4 separate regions of the Homo sapiens genome follow, and all the other regions are linked to region 1. The links are chromatin contacts, found by Hi-C or POLR2A ChIA-PET in ENCODE. All regions are on one chromosome and are shown on one strand. Each heading gives the region's core, a stretch centred on a gene start or an enhancer-like site at or near the end of the contact. The rest is flanking DNA. Distances are from core to core; before and after follow the strand shown.

Region 1 (5,875 bases), core at 2,248-4,747:
TTCTGAAGGCTCCCGTGTCATGTAAAGCTTGTATTAAATAAATTTGTATGTTTTTCTCTTATTAATCTGACTTTTGTTACAGGGGCCTCAGCCATGAACCTAGTGATGGGTGAGAGAAGAAATCTTTCCTCTCCTACAAAATAAAGGCAAAAAACTGAGATTCACACCCAGACAGCCTCACTCTAGAGTCTGAGCCCGTTGATTCCTGTACTCTATTGCCCCTTAATGTGAGTGGCTCCCCTTGAAACACAGCCCCATTAAATAGCCACAGTGAGGAACGCTGACCCAGACAACTCCCAAAGACTGAAATGAACATGTTCTTTCACTTGCTGTTCCTATATTCACTGCCACTGCTTTTCCTGGACCTGGTTTAAGAATCGGATGGCTCTAGCTCAGCTGGAAGCATTTTAATTGAATTCTGGATGAAAATAAGCACGAGTCAACTAAAAGGCTATATTTAATTTGGTATTTGAATGGGGAAAGATGAAAAAGCTTAAACTACAAGTTTAAAAAAAAGAAACTTGGTTGCTCTTTTGAACCTGAACTAAACATGAAGAACAAAGTGTTGTATTGTTTAGAAAGTAACAGACCTAACAGGAAAAATTTAAATTAAAAAAGAATCTAGTTAAGGTGTCTGAATCATGTTGAATTTTTTCTCCTCACTGTTGTTTTATAACAATTCCCTTGGGGATTTTGAAACCTGAAAACATTTTCCCTGACACGCACACACATACAGCCCTGTTGTTATGGAAGTCAGTATTTTTTAAAACCTGCTATAAAGGAACATAACAACGAACAGTACACAAAACTACAAATATTTAATGAGGAAATGGAAATAGGATTAAAACTGCCAATCGCTGTGATATAATTAGTAAATAATAAGTACTGACTTGGACGATTTAAGAAAATTTAAAACCACACCGGGCGGGGTGACTTATGACTTGAGTTCAGAGGGATGGCTGGACTCCAGAGGAGAGATGGCTTGACTTCCGGGAAGAGCCAGCCAGAAACAGGCAGACTTTGGGGTAAGATTACTTGCCCATCCCGTCCCTTCTCCAGCTCCCATGTCTGCTGAGAGCCATTTCCATCACTTAATAAAATTCTCTGCCTTCAACATCCTTCAAGTGTCTGGGCAACCTCATTCTTCTTGGATGCCAGACAAGAGTTCAGGACCCATTGGGTGCGGGTACCCAGAAAAGGCTGTCACACTGGCCCTTTGCCCTCAGTGGCAGAGGGCAGCCACCCCACATGACGAGGCAAGGGTACCACTGAGCTGATCACACGCTGCTGTCCACAGACAGCGGGACAAAGAGAACATTCTAACATGCCCTCTGGGGCTTTGGGGATCGCTGGCACCCTCACCTAGACACTGCCACGGGGCCCACACAGAGCCTGCTTCTGCCAGCACCCAAAATGGCCAGCCAGATCCCATACTCACTTGCTCACGTGCTCCCTCCCACAAGGGGTTGAGCACAGAGAGCCAAATAAATGGGGCACCCCCGTCACAAGTCTGACGAAGAGGTCAAGAAAAATCCTGCATCAATAATATCTTTAGAAAATTAAACAAACTTTTCCTATCACCAAGTAAAGAGAGAAATGTAGACCTTTGATGAAAGGTTTTTGGTCAAAATCAAGGTTTTCCCTGACAAACAATGGCAAGATAAAATCCAACCATCCTGCTGTCCCCTGCTCACATGATCTGTGAAGCCTACCATTTTCAGTTTGTACATGTTTCTTTCCTAGGGAGAACACAAAGGGAATTATTGATTTCTGGTAATGTTGTGGTATACACTGAAAGAAAACAAATAGCAAGATTTAAGGGCTCACTGTGGTTATTTTTCCTTGCATTCGTTTCAAAGCTTCTACTCCTTCCCCATTGCCCTGTGACACAGCCATCAAAGACCAGAAATAACTCCAAATGCAACAAGGCTGCCAAAATGAAACTGGCAATCTCAAACAGAGGTGGGGAGGAGGGTGGAGAGGGGCCTTTTCTTATATCTGTGACCTCGGGCTATAGAACCGAATAAATGGCCAGTCCGCAACAGCACAGTGACAATCTGCTGGGGATCCCTGCTCACTTGGCTTTCCCAAATGAGGCTCGCTCTTTTCTTCAATCTTAGACAAAGCTGTGGTTACTCTCTTCCAAGATCCCTCTTTTAAGAAAATCTACTTCTTGTGCTGGTGGCCTCGGTGAACTATTTGCTGTCTCAATACTACTTGAATAAGAAGAAATTCAGTTTTGAAGTTAAAAATGAAAATTCAAAATATTCAAGTCTTACGCTATTTATAATCATTCTTGACACACATGAGATAAACCAACCTTTAGAATATAATCTGATGCAACTGAAAGTAAGTACAGGGGGTTCAATTAATTCAAGTATTTAGAAGGATGTTCTAGGTCATATTTCTCTCTAAGAAAGGATGCTATTGTTCTCATGTATGGCAATCAGACTTTTGAAACTCAAAGCAGAGTGAATAGGAATAGCAAATGCATGCTACTTTGAGGTTTTCCCAGTGTTTTTCTTCCACAGCCTGTTTACCAACTTCTATTTCTCACAATTATCCCGTTTATAGATAAAAGTAGTAACACTATTTTGTACTTAATAATAACACTTAACCACCTACCTCCCTATGAGGGATGGTATGAACAGAAGACAGGCTGACAAGTACTTTGAGCTCTTTGGGAAGGCACTCCCAGTATGAAGCCTTGCTGTGGTTAAATAACACCTTTCATCTAAGGATCTAAAAGTGTCTTACAAAGCCCAGCTCATTAACTCCAAAAAAATTGCTATGATATAAACCAGAGCTGAGCATTATTATCCCCATTTATATAAGAAACAGGGACAAGCTAGGACCACTAATACTGTCAGAGAAATTTAAGAGTTCCTGGGATGAGGCCTAGGATACAGGCCAGTGGAAGGCCACGTCCACAAGGCAGTGTGTATGGGCCTCTCAATTCCAATAACAAATATGTACCAAAGAATGCCAAGTGGGGAAGCAGGTCCATCCTTAGGCTGTGCATATACAACCAGATAGCAAAGAATGAGGAGCAAATGATGTGAAAAGCTATCATCACAGCCCTTGGAAGATCCCAATTGCAAAACATCAAAACAAATAATGGTATATTTCAGATGCATTCCTCATAAAAGAGGCATGTAGGTACAGGACTAGTATGACTTCAGGGAGCAAACAGAAAGATACAAATACCAGACTAAAAATATAATCGATTTTGAAAAAAAAAAAATCAAGGTTCTTCGTATGTCATGTTACTAATCTCACTCAGAATTAAGATCACTTTATTGGGAGTTAAGTCATCAAAAAGAATTAAGTTCACAAATAAGTTACCCCCCCCCCAAAAAAATAAATTTTGTTTCAAAGTTATGTTTATTAAAATTCCTCAAACCTAAAAAAAAAAAATTCTGAGTTTCTGCCAAATACCGTGCATTTGTCTTCTGGGCCACCTGTGAGATTACTTCTGAGGAGACCAAATGTGGGAGGTAGGAAGAGGCAAGAAGGAAATGGAGATCCACCACATCCGGGGTCAAAAAAAACCTTCCATCTACTTTAAAAATACTCACATGGGCTGTGCCCAAGTGGATTCTTTCTAAACATCATCACAGAAGAATGTAATTGAGTCTGTTTACCCTAAGGTAAGTCATGCTCCTCTACACACAGACACACATACCTTCACCTAGGTACAAAAAAATTGATATTTCTTTTCTACTGAAGAAAGGGCACAAAAAGTTTCTTGGGCAGACTAGACGTTTTTAATGCTTTCCTATTGTGAAAATAAGTAATTCAAAATCTAAGCTGTTGGAATCTTAACATATTGTAAGGCTTAAGGGAATGTGATTATGTGAGTCACTTAAACTTGTATCTGTAACCTGGGCAGCTGTAACTGTTGTTTTTCTGATTATAGATTAGCCTTTTTCCTCACCTACACTGTTTTGTAAATGGTTGTAAATGAATAAACAGTGCCAGAGAAGATCCCTTCCCTTTTAACTGTTGATCTTCATTTTGATTAAACTTCCCTCTTACATTTCTCATACAAAGACTTAAAAGACTATCACATCATCTAGGATGGTATGTTAAATACTTTCTTTTTCTTTTTCTTTTTCTTTTTTTTTTTTTTTTTTGAAACAAGGTCTTACTCTGTCAGCCAGGCTGGAGTGCAGTGGCGTGATCACAGCTCACTGCAGCCTCCACCTCCCAGGCGCAAGAGATCCTCCCTCCTCAGTCTCCTGAGTAGCTGAGACTACAGGTGCATGCCACCATGCCTGGCTAATTTTTGCATTTTTTATAGAGACAGGGTTTTTCCATGTTGCCCAGGCTGGTCTCAAACTCCTGGGCTCAAGTGATCCTCCTACCTCCACCTCCCAAACTGCTGAGATTACAGGCGTGAGCCACCATGCCAGGTCCTACACTCCTAAGTTGGAAAGGAAGTGAAAACAAGCTGTACAGAAAAGAAAACAAACTGTAATTAACTAAATTATAGCTCATAAACCAACCTTGTATAGAAAATGTTATAATCCTACTAAATTTGTTTTCTGCCTATATAAGCAGGACCTTAACTTTTAACTTTAAGCACTGACCTCATTTCTGTGAAGTCCCTGTTTCCCAAATGGCCATTCCCAGCTTTTCACTTGAATAAACTTTTAAAAACTGAGTTCTGATCCTTTCCATTATTGCTGGTCGACATTATCAATGACTACAGACCCACTCCCTCCCCCAATTTCTCCATCTTTAAACAGGGATGATCCTTTACAAAGATGTTCTGCAGTTAAAGATAAATTATAAGATGAAATTTTGAGCTCTGATTATTATTGTCACTCACTGACTATAATCTCTAATGCATCACTGCAGGAACCAAAATGCAGAGTATCCTTAAAAGAAAAAAGGAAGAAGGTTTATCAGGTACTCTGACAGCTTACAGGCTCTACAGTCATTATCTGGTCTCATAGGGCTGTAATATTTTTAAAGACCAAAATAGGAACATCTACTTCAGAATAAAAGACAATGAGGGTGGCAGGTAGTGACTATCCTAGAGTCATCTCCAAACACAGCTTAACTCTGCCCAAGATGCCACTTTTAATCTGAAACATCAGACTGCAGTGATCAGTGGTGTGAGAGCCAATAATATTATAGTAGCTAATAATAGCCAATAAAAGAGAGGACATAATGCCCTTCCAGAAGGCCTGGGGCACCTCAGATCCAAGGAGAAAGGTCAAGGGCAGTCTGTGGGAGGAGCAATTCTTATCAACATCGTGGCCTCTATTAGGAGAGCAGCAAAAAGGCTGTTAAGTCAGTAGAACAGCTGTGATTTTTCAACCCATCAGCAGGCCACTCCTGTTTTTGTCTCCATTAAAATAGTACCAAAAGGCTTGTGTGTCCCCAGAGCCCAAGTCCCCTCTCCACTGACTGAGATGGCATTCCTTGCACAGAATGGGAACAGCAACTTCCCCTCACTCATCCTGCTCTCAAATCACCTGCCTGTCTTGCTGCAGTGAGCAAGAGGAATGCTCAAATGAGCATTAGCCTGACCTAAGGATGTGCTGGCAGAAGGCAGACAAACAGAGCCAGGGAGGGAAGGCTTGAAAACTTCCTTCAAATAATCACTCAGGGATGCACTTTGGGAATTTGGCCTGAGGCTCACTGCTGATGTAAGGATTATCAAGTTTAAGACTGCTGGTAAGGCCAAATGACCTATTAGAGGATGAATTAAAACCGCTATATACAAACAGGATGCCAGGCAGTTCTGCTGAGCACCTCAAAATTCAAAATGCCAAGGGATTTCCCCTCTCTGCAGTCTTTCAATTTTGAAAAATAGTAAGAAAATAATATGAGTAGGGGTAGGAGGTAGAGGAGAAAAGAGGCT
Region 2 (6,046 bases), core at 1,690-4,189, 210 kb after region 1:
GGGGTTTCATCATGTTGGCCAGAATGCTCTCAATCTCCTGACCTTGTGATCCACCCTCTTTGGCCTCCCAAAGTGCTGGGATTACAGGTGTGAGCCACCGTGCCTGGCCTTTATTATTATTATTTTTTGAGATGGAGTTTTGCTCGTCATCCAGGCTGGAGTGCAATGGCATGATCTCGGCTCACTGCAACCTCCGCCTCCCGGATTCAAGCTATTCTCCTGCCTCAGTCTCCCAAGTAGCTGGGATTACAGGCACGTGTCACCACAACCGGCTAATTTTTGTATTTTTAGTAGAGACAGGGTTTCACCACGTTGGCCAGGCTAGTCTCCAACTCCTGACCTCAGGTGATCTGCCTGCCTCGACCTCCCAAAGTGCTGGGATTACAGGCATAAGCCACTGCGCCCGGCCCCTTTCCATATATATTTATTGATCTCTTAGTGTATGCCAGGCACCTTGGTAAGTGCTGGGTATGTGGAGATGAGGAAAACAGACATGATCTCTCCCTCATCGACCTTTCAGCCCGGTGGAGAAAGCAACTTCGAATTCTGAACTGCAGTAAGAGCTAAAGAGAGAAAACAGGAAGCTCTGAGAGTTAATAACAGGATCTCTACTCAAGTAACATTTATGTGGGGATCAATATGAGAAAGAGCCAATCATTTGAAGAGTGTAGGGAAAAGCATTCCGGGCAGAAGGAACAGCATGAGTGAGGGCACAGAAGTCTGAACATTGTGTGGGGTGTGTGGGGAAGTCTGAGGCTCTTCCTAATTACAGTGTAGGGGTGTAGTTGGGGGTTAAGCCATACAGGCAGGGTAGAATCAACGTGAGAAAACCCCAAATGCCAAGCCAAGAAATTCTGTAAGCAACGGGGGGCTACTCATGTCACTTAGTTTAGTAACAGCGGTTCTAAAGCTCCAGCCTGGAAAAGCCCAGAATATTAATGTTCAAGAGGAAATCTCTGCTTCAAATCAAAGGCTCTTTCTCCTGCTTGCTGGAAATTCAAAGCCTGCCCCGTGCCTCTGAGCCTTAGAGCCAGACAGGTTGCCTTATTACTGATTCCCTACAGAAACGCAGCCCAGAGAGGCCAAGAGATTTGCCCAAGTGAAACAGCAAACCAATGCCAAACGCAGAACCTCAAACCCCAAATGCCAGCCTTCAGCTCCAGCCCTAAACCTGTCCCCTTTCACCTGGAGATTCTTTCTGGCAGGCACTCAAAGCAGGTAGGTGAGAAAATGCCTTTTTTTTTTTTTTTTTTTGAGACCAGTCTAGCTATGTCACCCAGGCTGGAATGCAGTGGCAAGATCGTAGCTCACTGCAGCCTTGACCTCCTGGGCTAAAGGGGTCCTCCCGCCTCAGCCTACGGAGTAGCTGGGACTGAAGACTTGAAAATTAAATAAATTGCATTCTTGAAAATGCATGTTAACACGAATTTGTGGAGCACTTACTTACTAGTGCCAACTACGGTACCTGGCCTGGGAAATAGACCTGCCCCGGGAGGTAGACCTCCCCGAGGGCACTCCCAGTCCTGGAGCCCCCAAACTTCTTGAACTACAGAAATTCCCCTAGGACTCCCCTCCCCTGCCCCCCACTCCCCAAGTTGCTGAAAATCATGAGTAACAAAGCGGCCAGGAGTTTCCTGTCTTGCTGAGCTGGCTTACTCAATTTCCCTCGTTTGTCCGCTCAGACCAGACGGGGCAAAGGGCAGCCATCAAAGGTGTCTGGGACGAGCCCGGCGGGGTAATGGGCCGCTAGGGACTCAGTCTGGCCCGGGTCTCAGCCGGGGCAGAAGGCAGCCGGGCGAGGGCCGCGGGTGGGGGGCAGGGGGCCGGGGACAAGCAGCCCCGCCCAGGCCGGCGCGCTGTGTGCACAACGTGCAGGGCTGCGAAAGCGGATGCGGCCTGATGGGGCAATCGCTGGCAACGCGCCGCGGGTTGTCAGCGGGCGCTGGGGGGTGGGAGCCCGGCGCCGGCGGGCCCTGCCTCCAGCATTGGCCCCGCCCCCAGTTCCGCAGTCGTGGCTGGGTTTCGGGGAGGGCGCCCGGTGCGGGGGGCGCCCAGGGCCTGCGCACACGGGTAGGCCCGCGTGCCCAAGCCCCCTTGCAGCCCAGGCGCCCTGGCTCATTATCCATCCCGGCCACTGGCGTTCGGTTCCGCTCCTGTCGCACCACCCCCTCACTGCTCTGACAGATACCAGGAGCTGGTGCCAACCCGCAGACACACCTGGGCAGCCCCACGTGGGTATCGCACGCGCAGGGGCACATCTGCCCTGCCGGGTTTGGAGAGCAGTTGCAAGTCAGCCCCTGGAATGTGGTCCCGTGCCGGCTGGAGCAAGAACTGTGTAACCTCTCTGAGCCTCAGATAACTCATCTGTTAAATGGGGAGGATGATAGCATCACTGGGTTGTTGTCAGGATGAAATAAGATAGAGGCTATAGGGGCGGGTGTGGTGGCTCACTCCTGTAATACCAGCACTTTGGGAGGCCAAGGTGGGAGGATCCCTTGAGCCCAGGAAGTCAAGGCTGCAGTGAGCCAAGATCACGCCACTGCACTCCAGCCTGTGCGACAGTGTGAGACCTGGTCTCAAAAAAAAAAAAAAAAGGCTACAAAGTGTTATATCAGAGTCACTAGCACTCACCCAGTAAGTGATAGCCATGAAGATTCTTAAAGAGAAGGGAACTGGGAGCTACAAAGCCAGCTGGGCTCACAGGCTGCAACTGGGGCATGTCTGGGTTTCCGGCTTCTTTTTTCCTTCCCTGTATCATATTTATTTTTTCCTCAATATCACCCCTCATCTTTCACCCAGGGCCTGCAATATTCCTTCGTTCATTTGACACACATCGGTTGATATTTGTGCCTGCTGTGAGGCATTAAAAACTGCTTATCTGGCTGTGTGGCACCCGGGAACTTTCCCCAGGCCACACCAGCTACACCTGTGGCCTCCTCAGCCTGGGTTGCTGCCCTGAGTCACTGGAGTAGGTCACTTCCTCTCTCAGTCCCTCCATCTGTGCAATAGGGATAAGAGGCCTGGCTTCTCTCTAGTCTCCTGGGACTGTCAGGGGATGAGTCAGATAACGGTGGGGAAGGCGCAGAGAGGCAGAAAGCAGCTCTTACTAGAGCGGGGCCCATCTGGCTGATGCAAGGCTTGCACTTTGCATGTAACCCCAGCCGGTACAAACAGGGATGGCTCCGGGAAGCGTGAGGAGCAGGGGGAGCAGAGAAGTCCCCAACCCTACCCGACAGCCGGGGTGTGGGATCCAGACTGGCAGCTTAGGAGTCTGAGCAGCTGGGGCTCTGTCCAGGCTCTGCTTCCCCAGCTCTGCGAGCATGACAGCAGGTTCCTGACCCCTCTGATCCGGCTGCCTTTTCTGTCACTCAGGGGTTGCAGTACCTCCCTCACCTAGCTGAAGTTGGAAGTGAAGGTGGTAACTCCCAGAGGGAGTGGAGCCCTTCCGTGTTTCTGGGAGGGGTCTGAGGGCTGGCCGGGGGGGTCCGGGTGGGGGAGGTGGGACCAGACAGGAGGAAGGCAGCCCTGGCCAAAGGCTCAGCATATTCCATAGTCACCTCAGGCAGGGGGTTCTAGGGGCTCCTCCCAAAAGAGTCAGAGACCCCTGCACCCTCAGCCGACCCCAGGCATGACAGACCCCGCCTCATCCCACAGTGCACAAGGAGATCACACTCAGATCTGGGCCCCAGTCTGGCGTCTGCCCCAGGCCAGCTGCATGACCTTGGGCAGGTGATTGAATGTTTTTGGGTCTCCATTTTTCCACTTGTGAAATGGGGATAGCGATGCCTACTTTGTAAAGCTGTTGTGAGGCTGGGGGAAAATGAGAACGATATCAAGTGTTCACAGTAGAGGCCAGCACTGTTGTGAGCGGCAGCTCCTCTCCCTCCCCTCCCCTCCCCCTTTCCCTATCACAGGTGGGGCCAGGTGGAATGTCACAGTAAGTCCTTGGGATAGAAAGGTCTACTGACATATTCAAAGTGCCCCCGCCCCCAAGGTTTCTAGCCTGATACCATAAGCTTTGATGGCAAGAGCTCTGTTTGCTTGGGGACTTTATATGCATGATTGTATTTGACATATGACGAGGGCCATACGTGGCATCCATTATATAGATGGAAGCGGAGGCAGGAGAAGTCAAATAGCTTGTCTGGTCACATGGCTAGAAAGGGTGAGTGCCAGGATTTGAAACCAGGTCTTCCGGACTCCAGCTCATCCACCACACACCCCCTGCCTGCCTCTTGCTTTTGCCCTGGGTGTTCTCCTCTTTCCTGAGTGGCCTCTTATGATGTGGAGTCCCCGAGGCCAGGGACGGTCATGAGCATGGCTTCCTTGTCTTCCAGGGTGTGGCTCAAGCACACAGTGGGTCCTCAGTCCACCCTGCTGACCAGGGAGATGAGTCCTGGCATGAGGGAGATGACTCATGAAGCCGGGCTGGGCGAGGGTACGTGCCTGTGTCTCTGTGTGCGTGCATCTGTGTGCGTGCACAGGGAGGGGAATGAACGAGTACTGTCTGCTGGAGGCCTTCTCTCTCCAAGCTCCTACCCCATCCGGCGCTGCTCCTGAGACTCAGCCTTCAAGGGGGCTCTGAGCCTGAGAAGCAAGGGTGGGGGAGGTCTTGGCCATCTCCCTCCCTGGCCTAACGCAGGGCCTGGTGGGGGCTGTGGCTGATGGCGGTTCCATGGGAAGCCAGGTCCTCCCTGGTCCAAGGGGAAGCTCTTCGGGCATCTTCCACCAGTCTAGGCCCTGCTATTTTTAGATGCTGTCCCCTCCCCAACCCTCCCCTCCCCATCACATACCAGCTGAGGGAGGAAGTGACTCACCTCAAGCCCAGACAGGTAGAGGCAGCCTCAGTGGGCCCCGGGCAGGCCTGGTTCCTACGCTGGGGTTGCCTTCCTGGGATCACCTCAGGCCTGCCCCAACCTGGGGACAACACAGGGCTGGGATGGAGCCCAGGGCCTTTCTTGGGCTCCTCCATTCTCCATCTCACAGGACCTAACAGGCCTGGGTCTCTGATGGACTGTGGAGCCTCTGCTCAACTCAGCAGACCTCATCAGGCCTCGGACTGCACTGTGGGCCTGTGGCCGGCCTCAGCCCAGTCTGAGGGAGCCAGACAGGCGAAGGGGACTGCCTGTGGCCCCACCCTGTCTTTGTGAGTGACCAGTGTTATGGAAAGAAAAAATACCTGGTTCAGTGGGGACAGGAAAGGTGTGATGACCCTTGGGATGTGTGTCCCAGTGGAGTGGCCAGCTGTCCCAGAATGCCCAGATCTGAGGGGTTTCTGGGGACTCGGGACTCTCAGTGCTCACCAGGAGAGTCCTAGGCAAGTCAGGACGGTTGGCCACCCTGGTGCTGCATTGCAAGGTATATCCTAGCGAGAGGGCAGGTGTGGGGAGCTTGTTTTGGTTTCCTGACGGAGTCTCACCTAGTCAGGGCCGCAGGACCCAGCCCCTGGCCAGCTTGCTCTCTCAGGTCAGGGCATCACCTTGTCCATCTCAACTGGAAAGAGGCTGGGCTGGGCTGTGTGAGAACCCAGAGCCCCGGGGCAGGCTGGAAGACCTGTGAGCCACTTTGGCCAGGGAGGATAGGGGCCTGTCAACATGGGGTTGGGTGGACAGGTTAGCAGAGGCTGGGGCTGGGAGAGGAAGGGCACCTACCCACATAGGGCAGGGCAGGGGGAGGCAACCAGGAACAGCAGGAAATAATGACAGGAGCCCAGGATGTGCCTCAGGTAAGCTTGGCCCCAGGTCTGCAGACTGTCGGGTACTTGCAAGGAGGAATGGGAGACAGTGTGGCGATGGCTAACTGGCAGGCTGGCAGGGCTTGTTGGTTACTTGGAGAGGCCTCGCCAGGGTGACAACCTGGAGAACTCTCGGCTGCTCAGAGAAGTGGACAGAGGACTCCGCTGCCCTCCTAGATCAGGGTCTGGGGCTGCCTTCAGGGACAACCCAGCTCCTGGCCCTGAGGCCTGCCCTAGGGGGTTAGGTCAGGGGAGCCGTGGCTGAGGCCCAGACCTTGCTGGGGACAGCCTGCACCCCCGGCCCACCTTTGT
Region 3 (6,189 bases), core at 2,368-4,867, 210 kb before region 1:
TCGACCTCCCAAAGTGCTGAGATTACAGGTGTGAGCCACTGCACCCAGCCTTTTTGCATATTTTAAAACATACTCTGAGAACACAAATGAATGGAAGATTGGACTTTGTTTTGTAGGGAACTTCGCCAAGAGTTTAACCATTTCAGAGAATCACAGCACTGATAGCGGCTTCTCTCCCAGGTTCAGGTCACCAAAACAGCATCCTCCACCATCGGCGTTGGTGGCTGGGTATCTGTGATGCTTCCCATGCAATGTGAGCAGCTGCCCACTGAGTCCCGGAGTCCTAAGACCCTTCCCTCACAATCCTAAGACAGTATTGCCTTTTCACTGTGATGGCATTGGTGACATAAAAGCCACTGTGGGCAGGGTGCAGCGGCTCGCACCTGTAATCCCAGCACTTTGGGAGGGTGAGGCGGGCAGATAGCTTGAGCCGCAGAGTTTGCCCAGACCAGCCTAGGCAACATGGCAAGACCCCGTCTCTACAAGTAATAATAATAATAATAATAATAATAATAATAAAATTATCTGGGCATGGTGGCACGCATCTATAGTCCCAGCTACATGGGAGGCTTAGGTGGGAGAATTACTTGTGCTCGGGTGGTAGAGGCTGCAGTGAGCCGTGATCGTGCCGTTGCACTCCAGCCTCAAAAAAAAAAAAAAAAAAAAAAGCCACTATGGGTGAAACTGCTGGAACTTCAGGAAGCAAGGCAGTGGCCACAGACTAGGCAGGTCTCTGTGCACTCCCCTAGATAAGCACTTGTGGGGACAAAATATGCCTGTGTCACTTAAGTACATACCCTTTTGATCTCCTGTGTGATGAAGCAGGGATGCACACAGAGCGCCTGCTCCAGAGCAGGGGACTGGCTCGCAGAAACAACTTGTCAGAGGTGGAGCCACGCGAGCCTCTGGTCCAGGGAACACAGTTTATCTTATTTTTTAAATTAATTAATTAATTTATTTATTTATTTATTTTTGAGATGGAGTCTTGCTCTGTCACCCAGGCTGGAGTGCAATGGCTCGATCTTGGCTCACTGCAACCTCCGCTTCCTGGGTTCAAGCAATTCTCCTGCCTCAGCCTCCTGAGTAGCTGGGATCACAGGCACACACCACCAGGCTGGGTAATTTTTGTATTTTTAGTAAAGATGGGGGGTGTCACCATGTTGGTCAGGCTGGTCTCGAACTCCTGACCTCGTGATCTGCTTGCCTCTGTCTCCCAAAGTGCTGGGATTACAGGCGTGAGCCACTGCGCCCAGCCGAGAACACTGTTTATACGGGAAAGAACGACGAACAGACACATGATGGGTATTCAGATCTGGGCATTTGGCAGACAGACATTTTCTCATAAATGAGCAAAGTGAGCCTGTCCCTTCAAGAAACTGAAGCATTTGTTGCCAATGATAAAGTTGGAACTTGGAGCTTTCAAGGGAAAATTAGAATTTTGGAAAATTTGTGTACACCACCACAAGCTTGACAACTTCTCAATATTTAAAGATTTTTCTGATGCGATGGATGGCAGTGCTAACAAATGCTATTTTTTGACACTGTTCAGTGACATGTCATCTTTTGGGAGATGTATGTGATTTAATGGGTACAAAATTTCAAAGAGGCCACATGATGCTGCACATCACATGTAGGTAAAACAGCCATTCACGGTACAAGATAGGCCAGGCACAGTGGCTCATGCCTGCAATCCTAGCACCTTGGGAGGCTGAGGCAGGCAGATCACTTGAGGTCAGGAGTTCGAGACCAGCCTGGCCAACATGGTGAAATCCTAGCTCTACTAAAAACAGAAAAATTAGCCAAGCATGGTGGCATGTGTCTGAAATCCCAGCTACTCAGGAGTCTGAGGTGGGAGACTCACTTGAACCCAGGAGGTGGAGGTTGCAGTAAGCCAAGATGGTACCACTGCACTCCAGCCTGGGCAACAGAGTGAGAGTCCTTCTCCAAAACAAACAAACAAACAAAAGTACAAGATAGGCCCGTGCATTTTAATATAATAAAGCATGAAATGTTCATTGATATGGGTTCAGATTCTACATTATAATCAACCTTAAAGAAACAATTGCTTGTTAAGTTTTGGCGTAGCATTAAAGAAGAATATTCACAATTATCTGAAAAAGCTATCAAAATACTCGTCTTTTTTTCCAACTCCGTGTTTGCGGGAGGCTGGATTTTCTTCAATCAAAACAATATATTGCGGGACGCAGTGGTTCATGCTTATAATCCCAGCAGTTTGGGAGGCTGAGGTGGGCGGGTCACCTGAGGTCAGGCGTTCAAGACCAGACTGGCCAACATGGTGAAACCCCATCTCTACTAAAAATACAAAAAAATTAGCTGGATGTGGTGGCGCACTCCTGTAATCCCAGCTACTCGGGAGGCTGAGGCAGGAGAATCACCTGAACCTGGGAGGTGGAGGATGCAGTGAGCCAAGATCACAACATTACACTCCAGGCTGGGCGACAAGGGCAAAACTTTGTTTCAAAATAAAAAAATAAATAAAAATTTTAAAAGCCCCAACATATTGCAACAGACTGAATGCAGAAGTAGACATGAGGCTCCAACAGTCTTTAATTAAGACAGTTGCTTGAGAGATTTGCAAAAGTGTAAAACAATGCTGTTTTTCTCACTAAATTTCTCTTTGTTTTGGAAATGAAGGTATTTTTCGTAAAAATATGTTTATGTTTACATGTAATGAGTTCATTATTACTTTTTGATAAATTAATAAATATCTGGGTCCTCAATAATTCTTTTAAAAATTTTTTTATAATTTAAAATAGAGATGAGGGCTGGGCTCGGTGTCTCGCGCCTGTAATCCCAGCACTTTGGGAGGCCAAGGTGGGCAGATCACTTGAGGTCAGGAGTTCAAGAACAGCCTGGCCAACATGGTGAAACTCTGTCTCTACTAAAAATACAAAAATTAGCCGGGCGTGGTGGCTCATGCCTGTAAACCCAGCTACTCGGAGGCTGAGGCAGGAGAATCGCTTGAAACCAGGGGGCGGAGGTTGCAGTGAGGGGAGATCACCCCCCTGCACTCCAGCCTGGGCGACAGAGCAAGACTCCTTTTCAAAAAAACAAACATGTAGCAATGAAGCCATTAAAATAATTTATTTTTTATTTCTTTTTCTTTTTGTATGAATCGACTTTGGATAAGAAAAAAATCTACTTTTTAAAGAGCTGGGTTTGTGTGGTGGGACACCTATTGGGTGCAACAATGTGGAGAACACTGCCCTCTGGCGGTCACTCCCAGTATAGTACCAGAGAGGTGGGGAAGCTTCCCTTGCTATTCTAGGACTGACCATGAGACGGCAGAAGAATACAGTATTTGCTTCTTTTCTATTTCTATTATACTTGCTTTTCTTTTTCTTTTCTATTTCTATTTGCTTCTTTTCTATTTTCTGTTCCTTCTTTTCTATTTTTTTAAATTTAAGTGTAGCTAAGGGGACTCACTATGTTGCCCAGGCTGATCCCCGACTCCTCGGGTCAAGTGACCCTCTCACCTTGGTCTCTCAAAGTGCTGGAATTATGGGCATGAGCCACCATGCCTGGCCTAAAACCCTGTTCCTAATCTCTAGGTTGGTCCTCAAAGCCTCACACTCAGCCGGGTGCCCAGGGATTGGGGCAGGAGTGACCTCACAGAGCTGCCCACAGTAATGATGCCTGAAGTGCTCCAGCTAGCAGGCTAAGCCTTGTCTTCTCTGCCTCCACAGCAACTCATAGCAGCCCTAGGGAAGGCCACATCCCAGACCCCTAAACCCAGAGAGACAGAACGCAGACCTGGGTGGCAAGGACTCAGTAAGTTATTGAGTGCCAAACCGGGCCACCACTGTGCTTGGCTTTAGGAAAACTTGACATCTATAAAACTTTTAATCTCTAGTAGGTGCTCAAAAAAGCCATTCACTCTTTCATGTAACCAAGAAAAGATGTTTGAGCACCTGCAAAGTGCCAGGCACTGTCCTAGTCACTGAGGACACAGTGAGAAGCAAAAGGGGCCCAGGTCCTGCCCACATGGGACTTATAATTTGGTGAGGGAACAAAAAAAATTTAGTCTCAAAAAACCAAAGTTTGGTTAGATGCTGTGAAAAAGGATGGGGTTCTTTAAGGGCACCTGAGAGAGGGGTCTTGTTTTTCCTGGAAGCCAAAAAGAAGCATAAAGGTTGATACGGTTTGGACGTTTGTCCTCCAAATCTCATGTTGAAATGTGATTCCTGGCTGGGCATGGTGGTTCATGCCTGTAATCCCAGCACTTTGAGAGGCCAAGGCAGGCAGATCACTTGAGGTCAGGAGTTCGAGGCCAGCATGGACAACATGGTGAATCCCCATCTATACTAAAAATACAAAACTTAGCTGGGCATGGTGGCACGTGTCTGTAATCCCAGCTACTCAGGAGGCTGAGGGAGGACAATAGCTTGAGCCTGGGAGACAGAGGTTGCAGTGAGCCGAGATTGTAGTGAGCCGAGATTGTGCCACTGCTCTCCAGCCTGGCTGACAGAGCAAGACTCTGTCTCAAAACAAAACAAACAAACAAAACTACCTCTTAACTTAGTCCCCTCGCATTTTTTTTTTTTTTTTTTTGAAACAGAGTCTCAGTCTGTTACCCAGGCTGGTGTGCATGCAGTGGCACAATCATGGCTCACCTTCCACCACAGACTACAAACATGTGCCACCACATCCGACTAAGTTTTTTTTGTTTTTTTTGTTTTTTGGGGTTTTTTTTTTTTTTTTTGTAGAGATGGGGATCTCACCATGTTGCCCAGTCTGGTCTCAAGCTCCCAAGCTCAAGTGATCCTCTCATTTCGGCCCCCTAATGTATTGTCATTCCAGCCATGAGCCATGGTGCCCAGCATCTCCTGCTTTTTAACTTTGTTTTTAAAAGCTTCTTGATTTTTGTTTCAATTTAATACTGTCTTGGCAACTTTTTAACTTTTTGTTGTTTAGTCTCACTCTCTTGCCCAGGCTGGAATGCAGTGGCCAGATCTCAGCTCACTGCAACCTCCACCTCCCAGGTTCAAGCGATTCTCTTGCCTCAGCCTCCCGAGCAGCTGGGATTACAGGTGCCCACCACCATGCCCAACTAATTTTTGCAATTTTAGTAGAGACGGAGTTTCACCATGTTGGCCAGGCTGGTCTCCAACTCCTGACCTCAGGTGATTCACCCATCTCGGCCTCCCAAGGTGCTGGGATTACAGGCATGAGCCACTGCGCCCAGCCCAATTCTGCTATTAAAGGACTCTGATGCATTCTTCAGTATGCCAATTGCATTTTTCAGCTCCAGAAATTCTGCTCTGGATGTTTTTTAATTATTTCAATCCCTTTGTTAAATGTATCTGATAGAATTCTGAATTCCTTCTCTGTGTTATTTTGAATTTCTTTGAGTTTCCTCAAACAGAATTCTGTCTGAAAGGTCAGAGCTCTGTTTCTCCAGGATTGGTCCCTGGTGTCTAATTTGGTTCATTTGGGGAGGTCATGTTTTCCTGGGTCATGCTGCTAGCAGATGTTCTTCGGTGTCTGGGCATTGAAGAGTTCAGTATTTATTGCAGTCTTCATTGTCTAGCCTTAGTTGTCTTTTTTTTTTTTTTTTTTTTTTTTGAGATCAAGTCTCACTTTGTCACCCAGGCTGGAGTGCAGTGGTGCGATCTCGGCTCACTGCAACCTCTGCCTTCCGGGTTCAAGCAATTCTCTGCCTTAGCCTCCCAAGTAGCTAGGATTACAGGCGCCTGCCACCACGCCTGGCTAATTTTTGTATTTTTAGTAGAGATGGGGTTTCACCATCTTGGCCAGGCTGGTCTTGAACTCCTGGACTCGTGATCCACTCTCCCCAGCCTCCCAAAGTGCTGGGATTAGAGGCGTGAGCCACCGCGCCCAGCTGTACCCGTCCTTCTTAGGAAGACTTTCCAGATATTGAAAGGACTTGGGTGTTGTGATCTAAGCTGTATCTGCTTTAGGGGGCACCCACACCCAGTAACACTGTGGTTCTTGCAGACTCATAGAGGTACTGCCTTGATGGTCTCAGACAAGATCTGGGCGAATTCTCTGGATTACCAGGCAGAGACTCTTGTTCTCTTCCCTAACTTTCTCTCAAATAAATGGAGTCTCTCTCTCTGTTCTGAGCCACCTGAAGCTGGGGGTAGAGTGACACAAGCACCCCTGTGGCCACCAGCACTGTGACAGTGCTGCAGACCCAAAGCCAAG
Region 4 (5,526 bases), core at 1,766-4,265, 230 kb before region 1:
TCTACTAAAAATACAAAAATTAGCTGGAAGTAGTGGCAGGCACCTGCAGTCCTAGGTACTCGGGAGGCTGAGGCAGGAGAATCGCTTGAACCCAGGAGGCGGAGATTGCAGTGAGCCAAGATCGCGCCTCTGCTCTCCAGCCTGGGCGACAGAGCAAGATTCCATCCCAGAAAAAAAAAAAGGAAAAAGTTAATATTAAATACTAATTTTAAGTAACTATAAGTAATTACAACTATTTTCACTTTAAACATTAAGTAAAATAATATAAAATTAAATTAAAAATTTAACCTAAAAAATTTAAATTAAGTAAATGTTAATACTCATTAATCTAATTAAATTAATGAAAATCTGCAAAAACAAAGCAAAAAACCCTTAACCATGCCAGCACTCTGTAAGTTCTCAATAACACATTTAAAAGTAAACTGAGGCACAATAAAATTAGAAGGTTTATTTATTCATATTTTATTTTATTTATTTATTTATTTAAAGACAGGGTCTCACTCTGTTGCCCAGACTGGAGTACAGTGGCACGATCTTGGCTCACTGCAACCTCTGCCTCCCAGGCTCAAGCAATTCTCCTGCCTCAGCCTCCCGAGTAGCTGGGATTACAGGCATGCGCCACTACCGCCGGCTAATTTTTGTTTTTGTTTTTGTTTTTGTTTCAGTGGAGACAGGGTTTCACCATGTTGGTCAGGCTGGTTTCCAACTCCTGACCTCAAATGATCCACCTGCCTCGGCCTCCTGAAGTGCTGGGATTACAGGCGTGAACCACTGCGCCCGGTGTAGAAAGTTTATTTGAGCAAATGATGACTCATGAATCAGGCAGATCCAAACCAGAAGTGATTCATGAGCTCTACTGAGAGAACACAGCTGGGACAGATACAGAAGTAAAGCTAAGGTGGAGGCTGCAGTGAACTAAGATCGCCCCATTGCACTCCAGCCTGGGCAACAGAGCAAGACTGTCTCCAAAAAAAAAAAAAAAAGGTAAAGCCAAGAAAATATTTGATTATTTGATTTGGCAGGGCACGGTGGTTCACACCTATAATCCCAACACTTTGGGGGGCTGAGGCGGGAGGGTCACTTGAGCCCAGGAGTTCAAGACCAGCCTCGGCAGCATGGCGAAACCCCATCTCAAAAAATACACAAAATTAGCTGGGTGTGGTGTTGTGGGCATGTGGTCTTAGCTGCTTGGGAGGCTGAGGTGGGAGGATCACTTGAGCCCAGGAGGTTGAGGCTACAGGGAGCCATGAACATGCCACTGCACTCCAGCCTAGGTGACAGAGCAAGACTCTGTCTCTAAAATAAATAAATAGGCATGACACAGTGGCTCACGCCTATAATCCCAGCACTTTGGGAGGCTGTGGTGGGTGGATCACTTGAGGTCAGGAGTTGGAGACCAGCCTGGCCAACATGGTGAAACCCCATCTCTACTAAAAATATAAAAATTAGCCAGGCATGATGGTGGGCGCCTGTAATCCCAGCTACTCGGGAGGCTGAGGTGGGAGAATTGCTTGAACCCGGGAGGCTGCAGCGGGAGAATTGCTTGAACACAGGAGGCTGAGCCGAGATGGTGCCACTGCACTCCAGCCTGGGAAACAGAGCAAGACTCCATCTCAATAAATAAATAAATAAATAAATAAATAAATAAATAAATAAATAAATAAAATAGAGCTTGCAGTCCCTCAGAGAGCACCCTAGTCCAATGGCCTCCTTTTACAGGAAGAGAAACTGAGGCCCAGAGGGATCAAGAGGCTCCCCCAAGGTCACCCAGCAAGAGGCTAGAGCTGGGACAAAACCCCCAAGTTTCTGACTCCCTGGGCAAGGCTTTTTCCACTGTTTTGGTCTTTGGCCATAGAGATAATCTGCTTAAAAAATTAACTTGGGATTTCATGTAATCACTGAGGCCTCAGAAGCCTTGCCCAAGGAAAGACGAGGAGGGTTTATTAAGCTTTGTTCTAGGAGTTACAGGGACAAGGCCACATAGCAGGGCTAGAAACTGATGTGTGCCACCCTCCTCCAGGCCAGTAGCAGCTTGTATTTCTAGAAAAGGCTTAATTTTCCAGGTCAGGGCAGGTCCCAGAAGGCACCTTCTGGGGATGCGGCTGGACCCCGTGACTCAGCTGATTCCACATTATTCTCTGTTTCCCTCCCCACTCAGGGTGACTGCCAGATTCTGGCCTCCCTTGGGCCTTCAGAGATGGAAGTGATCTTAGGTTGTTGGTGGGTCCTACAACCTATAGTGGAAAGGTGACCATCTAATTTTTTTTTTTTTTTTTTTGAGACAGAGTCTGGCCCTGTTGCCCAGGCTGGAGTGCAATGGCGCGATCTCGGCTCACTGCAACATTCGCCTCCCAGGTTCAAGCAATTCTCCTGCGTCAGCCTCCTGAGTAGTTGGGGTTACAGGTGTGCAACCACTTCCAGCTAATTTTTGTATTTTTAGTATAGATGGATTTCTTTTCTTTTTTTTTTTTTTTTAGAAGGAATTTCGCCCTCTCACCCAGGCTGGAGTGCAGTGGCATGATCCAGTCTTGGCTCACTGCAACCTCCGCCTCCCGATCCAAGCGATTCTCCTGCCTCAGCCTCCCAAGTAGCTGGGATTACAAGTGCGCACCACCATGCCCGGCTAATTTTTTGTATTTTTTTAGTAGAGATGGGGTTTCACCATGCAGCCCAGGCTGGTCCCAAACTCCTGACCTCGTGATCCACCTGCCTCGGCCTCCCAAAGTGCTGGGATTACAGGCATGAGCCACCACGCCCGGCCTGAGATAGGGTTTCACCATGTTGGCCAGGCTGGTCTCAAACTCCTGATTTCAGATGATCCACCCGTCTAGGCCTCCCAAAGTGCTGGGATTACAGGTGTGAGCCACCATGCCCACTTGTGTCTAATTTATCATCCTCACCAGGACACTTTTGAGCATGGCCAGGGACATCTGGTCACCCAGCCACTGCTATCTCTGAGCATCATGATGGGTTGAAGAGTCAGTGAGCCGGCGGTTGAGGACCCACTGTGCTTGGGTCCCATACCTGATGAGAAAGAAGGGCCCAAGTCCCAGGCCTGCAAAACCACAGCCCTAGAAGGAGTGAGAGCACACAGCCAGCATGACCCAGGAAACTAGAACTGAAACCCTCAAAGCTGAAAGGTCTAGATGACTGTCCTTACTGTCCCAACGGGGAGCACACAGCTCTGAAAGGCCAAGGGCCTTGCCCAAGGTTACCCCCCGAGAAGATCAGAGACTCAAACCCAGGTTCCCAACTCTCAGCTCAGTGTGCGCTGTGCCACCGGTTCCCTTTCATCTGCAAACCCCCTGCCTATCTGGAAGGTGTGCACACAGCCTGGAAGCTTGTTATACTGGATTGTAAAAATTGTTCCTTGCCCTGGACTGGTGTGTGGCTTTGTTTGTGTGTGGCTTCCTAATCCTGCAGCCCCTGTGGGTGGGGAGGTCCCCTTTGCAAATAAGCGTGCCAGGCTCCAGAACCCAGGGAGAAGGCAAATATTTCCTGAACTAAACCTGCTCTCAGCACTTCCACTACTACTACCCCAGTCCAGGCCACCATCATCTCCCAGGTGGCCTCAGTGGCCTCTAAGTGGTATCCGGGATCCTTCTCTTTTCCCCACTCTTCATCCTCCATGTCAGAGCATGGAGCCTGGGTGCAGATCCCACACAACTCTCCCTCAGAGCTATCCACGCTCAAATCCTGGATGCACAGCAATGTCATGTGGCTGCCATCCTCCTGTCTGGCTTCCCCGTGTCCCCTTTCTTTCTTTCTTTTTTTTTTTTTGTTTGAGATGTAGTCTTGCTCTGTCGCCCAGGCTGGAGTGCAGTGGCGCGATCTCTGCTCATTGCAAGCTCTGCCTCCCGGGTTCACACCATTCTCCTGCCTCAGCCTCCCGAGTAGCTAGGACTACAGGCACCTGCCACCACGTCCGGCTAATTTTCTGTATTTTTAGGAGAGATGGGGTTTCACCGTGTTAGCCAGGATGGTCTCGATCTCCTGACCTCGTGATCCACCCGCCTTGGCCTCCTAAAGTGCTGGGATTACAAGCGTGAGCCACCGGGCCCAGCCCCCCGTGTCCCCTTTCTTGGTATCCTGCCACCTCACACAAGAAAGGCACAACTCCCGCCCAACTGGGCCTTCCATGGGGCAGTGCCCTGTGAACAACCTCCTACCCCCAGTAGGTAGTTAGAGAGGTACCTGGAGGCAGAGCCTGTTCTCAGCACACTATGAGGGCAGGAACCAGGGTCACACTCCTTTGGCCCAGATAAGGCTCAGAAGTGAGAACGTTGTCATGGGGCCACACCCTTATTTGAATTTCAAACATGAAGCCAGGGTTTTCTGACAGAAAGAAAGTCTTGTCTTGCTTGACTGTGTTGATGGGGCGTGATGTGGCAGGCATTCTTCTTAAAGGGACTAAATGTGTAGCCCCAGTTTTGTGTGGAAAAAATATTTATTTATTTATTTATTTTTATTTATTTATTTTTTTTTATTGATCATTCTTGGGTGTTTCTCGCAGAGGGGGATTTGGCAGGGTCAGAGGACAATAGTGGAGGGAAGGTCAGCAGATAAACACGTGAACAAAGGTCTCTGGTTTTCCTAGGCAGAGGACCCTGCGGCCTTCCGCAGTGTTTGTGTCCCTGGGTACTTGCGATTAGGGAGTGGTGATGACTCTTAAGGAGCATGCTGCCTTCAAGCATCTGTTTAACAAAGCACAACTTGCACCGCCCTTAATCCATTCAACCCTGAGTGGATACAGCACATGTTTCAGAGAGCACAGGGTTGGGGGTAAGGTCACAGATCAACAGGATCCCAAGGCAGAAGAATTTTTCTTAGTACAGAACAAAATGAAAAGTCTCCCATGTCTACCTCTTTCTACACAGACACGGCAACCATCCGATTTCTCAATCTTTTCCCCACCTTTCCCCCCTTTCTATTCCACAAAACCGCCATTGTCATCATGGCCCGTTCTCAATGAGCTGTTGGGTACACCTCCCAGACCGGGTGGTGGCCGGGCAGAGGGGCTCCTCACTTCCCAGTAGGGGCGGCCGGGCAGAGGCGCCCCTCACCTCCCGGACGGGGCGGCTGGCCAGGCGGGGGGCTGACCCCCCCACCTCCCTCCCAGACGGGGCGGCTGGCCGGGCGGGGGGCTGACCCCCCCACCTCCCTCCCAGACGGGGCGGCTGGCCGGGCGGGGGGCTGACCCCCCCACCTCCCTCCCGGACGAGGTGGCTGCCGGGCGGAGACGCTCCTCACTTCCCAGACGGGGTGGCTGCTGGGCGGAGGGGCTCCTCACTTCTCAGACGGGGCGGTTGCCAGGCAGAGGGTCTCCTCACTTCTCAGACGGGGCGGCCGGGCAGAGACGCTCCTCACATCCCAGACGGGGCGTCAGGGCAGAGGTGCTCCCCACATCTCAGACAATGGGCGGCCGGGCAGAGACGCTCCTCACTTCCCAGATGTGATGGCGGCCGGGAAGAGGCGCTCCTCACTTCCTAGATGGGATGGCGGCCAGGCAGAGACGCTCCTCACTTT

What was found. Hi-C counts contacts between places; a loop is a spot of excess contacts on that map. ChIA-PET counts read pairs that join two places held with the same protein, here RNA polymerase II (POLR2A). Pooled maps may share reads with other maps.
Region 2: a pooled map shows a loop between it and region 1 (2.1-fold over the local background). The contact joins two enhancer-like sites. A Hi-C loop is called at or near these places in 3 of 168 maps with a recorded cell type or tissue (Calu3, ovary and vagina) and 7 of 50 pooled maps. POLR2A ChIA-PET finds 5 or more read pairs at or near these places in 21 of 52 experiments (A673, CD4-positive, alpha-beta memory T cell, Caco-2 and 15 more).
Region 3: a pooled map shows a loop between it and region 1 (2.8-fold over the local background). The contact joins two enhancer-like sites. A Hi-C loop is called at or near these places in 3 of 50 pooled maps. POLR2A ChIA-PET finds 5 or more read pairs at or near these places in 3 of 52 experiments (H1, WTC11 and endothelial cell of umbilical vein).
Region 4: a pooled map shows a loop between it and region 1 (2.4-fold over the local background). The contact joins two enhancer-like sites. A Hi-C loop is called at or near these places in 1 of 50 pooled maps. POLR2A ChIA-PET finds 5 or more read pairs at or near these places in 2 of 52 experiments (WTC11 and endothelial cell of umbilical vein).

The regions. Positions count from the first base shown.
Region 1 is chr10:72,103,959-72,109,833 of GRCh38, forward strand. The region is part of intron 9 of ASCC1 (activating signal cointegrator 1 complex subunit 1); the gene reads right to left. Among named protein-coding and RNA genes, the nearest start is that of SPOCK2, 18 kb to the left of the region's middle. Within about 2 kb of position 3,498, at least 6 of the 41 ENCODE cell types and tissues checked have a DNase peak (open chromatin) inside an H3K27ac peak, as active enhancers do; they include PC-3, where a contact is called at or near this core.
Region 2 is chr10:72,317,857-72,323,902 of GRCh38, forward strand. No RefSeq gene overlaps it. Among named protein-coding and RNA genes, the nearest start is that of DNAJB12, 34 kb to the right of the region's middle. RefSeq lists enhancers at 1,229-1,278, 2,915-3,209, 2,959-3,378, 3,812-5,011, 4,974-5,023 and silencers at 1,629-2,188, 4,675-4,969. Within about 2 kb of position 2,940, at least 41 of the 41 ENCODE cell types and tissues checked have a DNase peak (open chromatin) inside an H3K27ac peak, as active enhancers do; they include PC-3, where a contact is called at or near this core.
Region 3 is chr10:71,893,338-71,899,526 of GRCh38, forward strand. No RefSeq gene overlaps it. Among named protein-coding and RNA genes, the nearest start is that of LINC03139, 18 kb to the left of the region's middle. Within about 2 kb of position 3,618, at least 4 of the 41 ENCODE cell types and tissues checked have a DNase peak (open chromatin) inside an H3K27ac peak, as active enhancers do.
Region 4 is chr10:71,870,681-71,876,206 of GRCh38, forward strand. No RefSeq gene overlaps it. Among named protein-coding and RNA genes, the nearest start is that of LINC03139, 4.6 kb to the right of the region's middle. RefSeq lists enhancers at 2,939-3,008, 5,317-5,526. Within about 2 kb of position 3,016, at least 4 of the 41 ENCODE cell types and tissues checked have a DNase peak (open chromatin) inside an H3K27ac peak, as active enhancers do.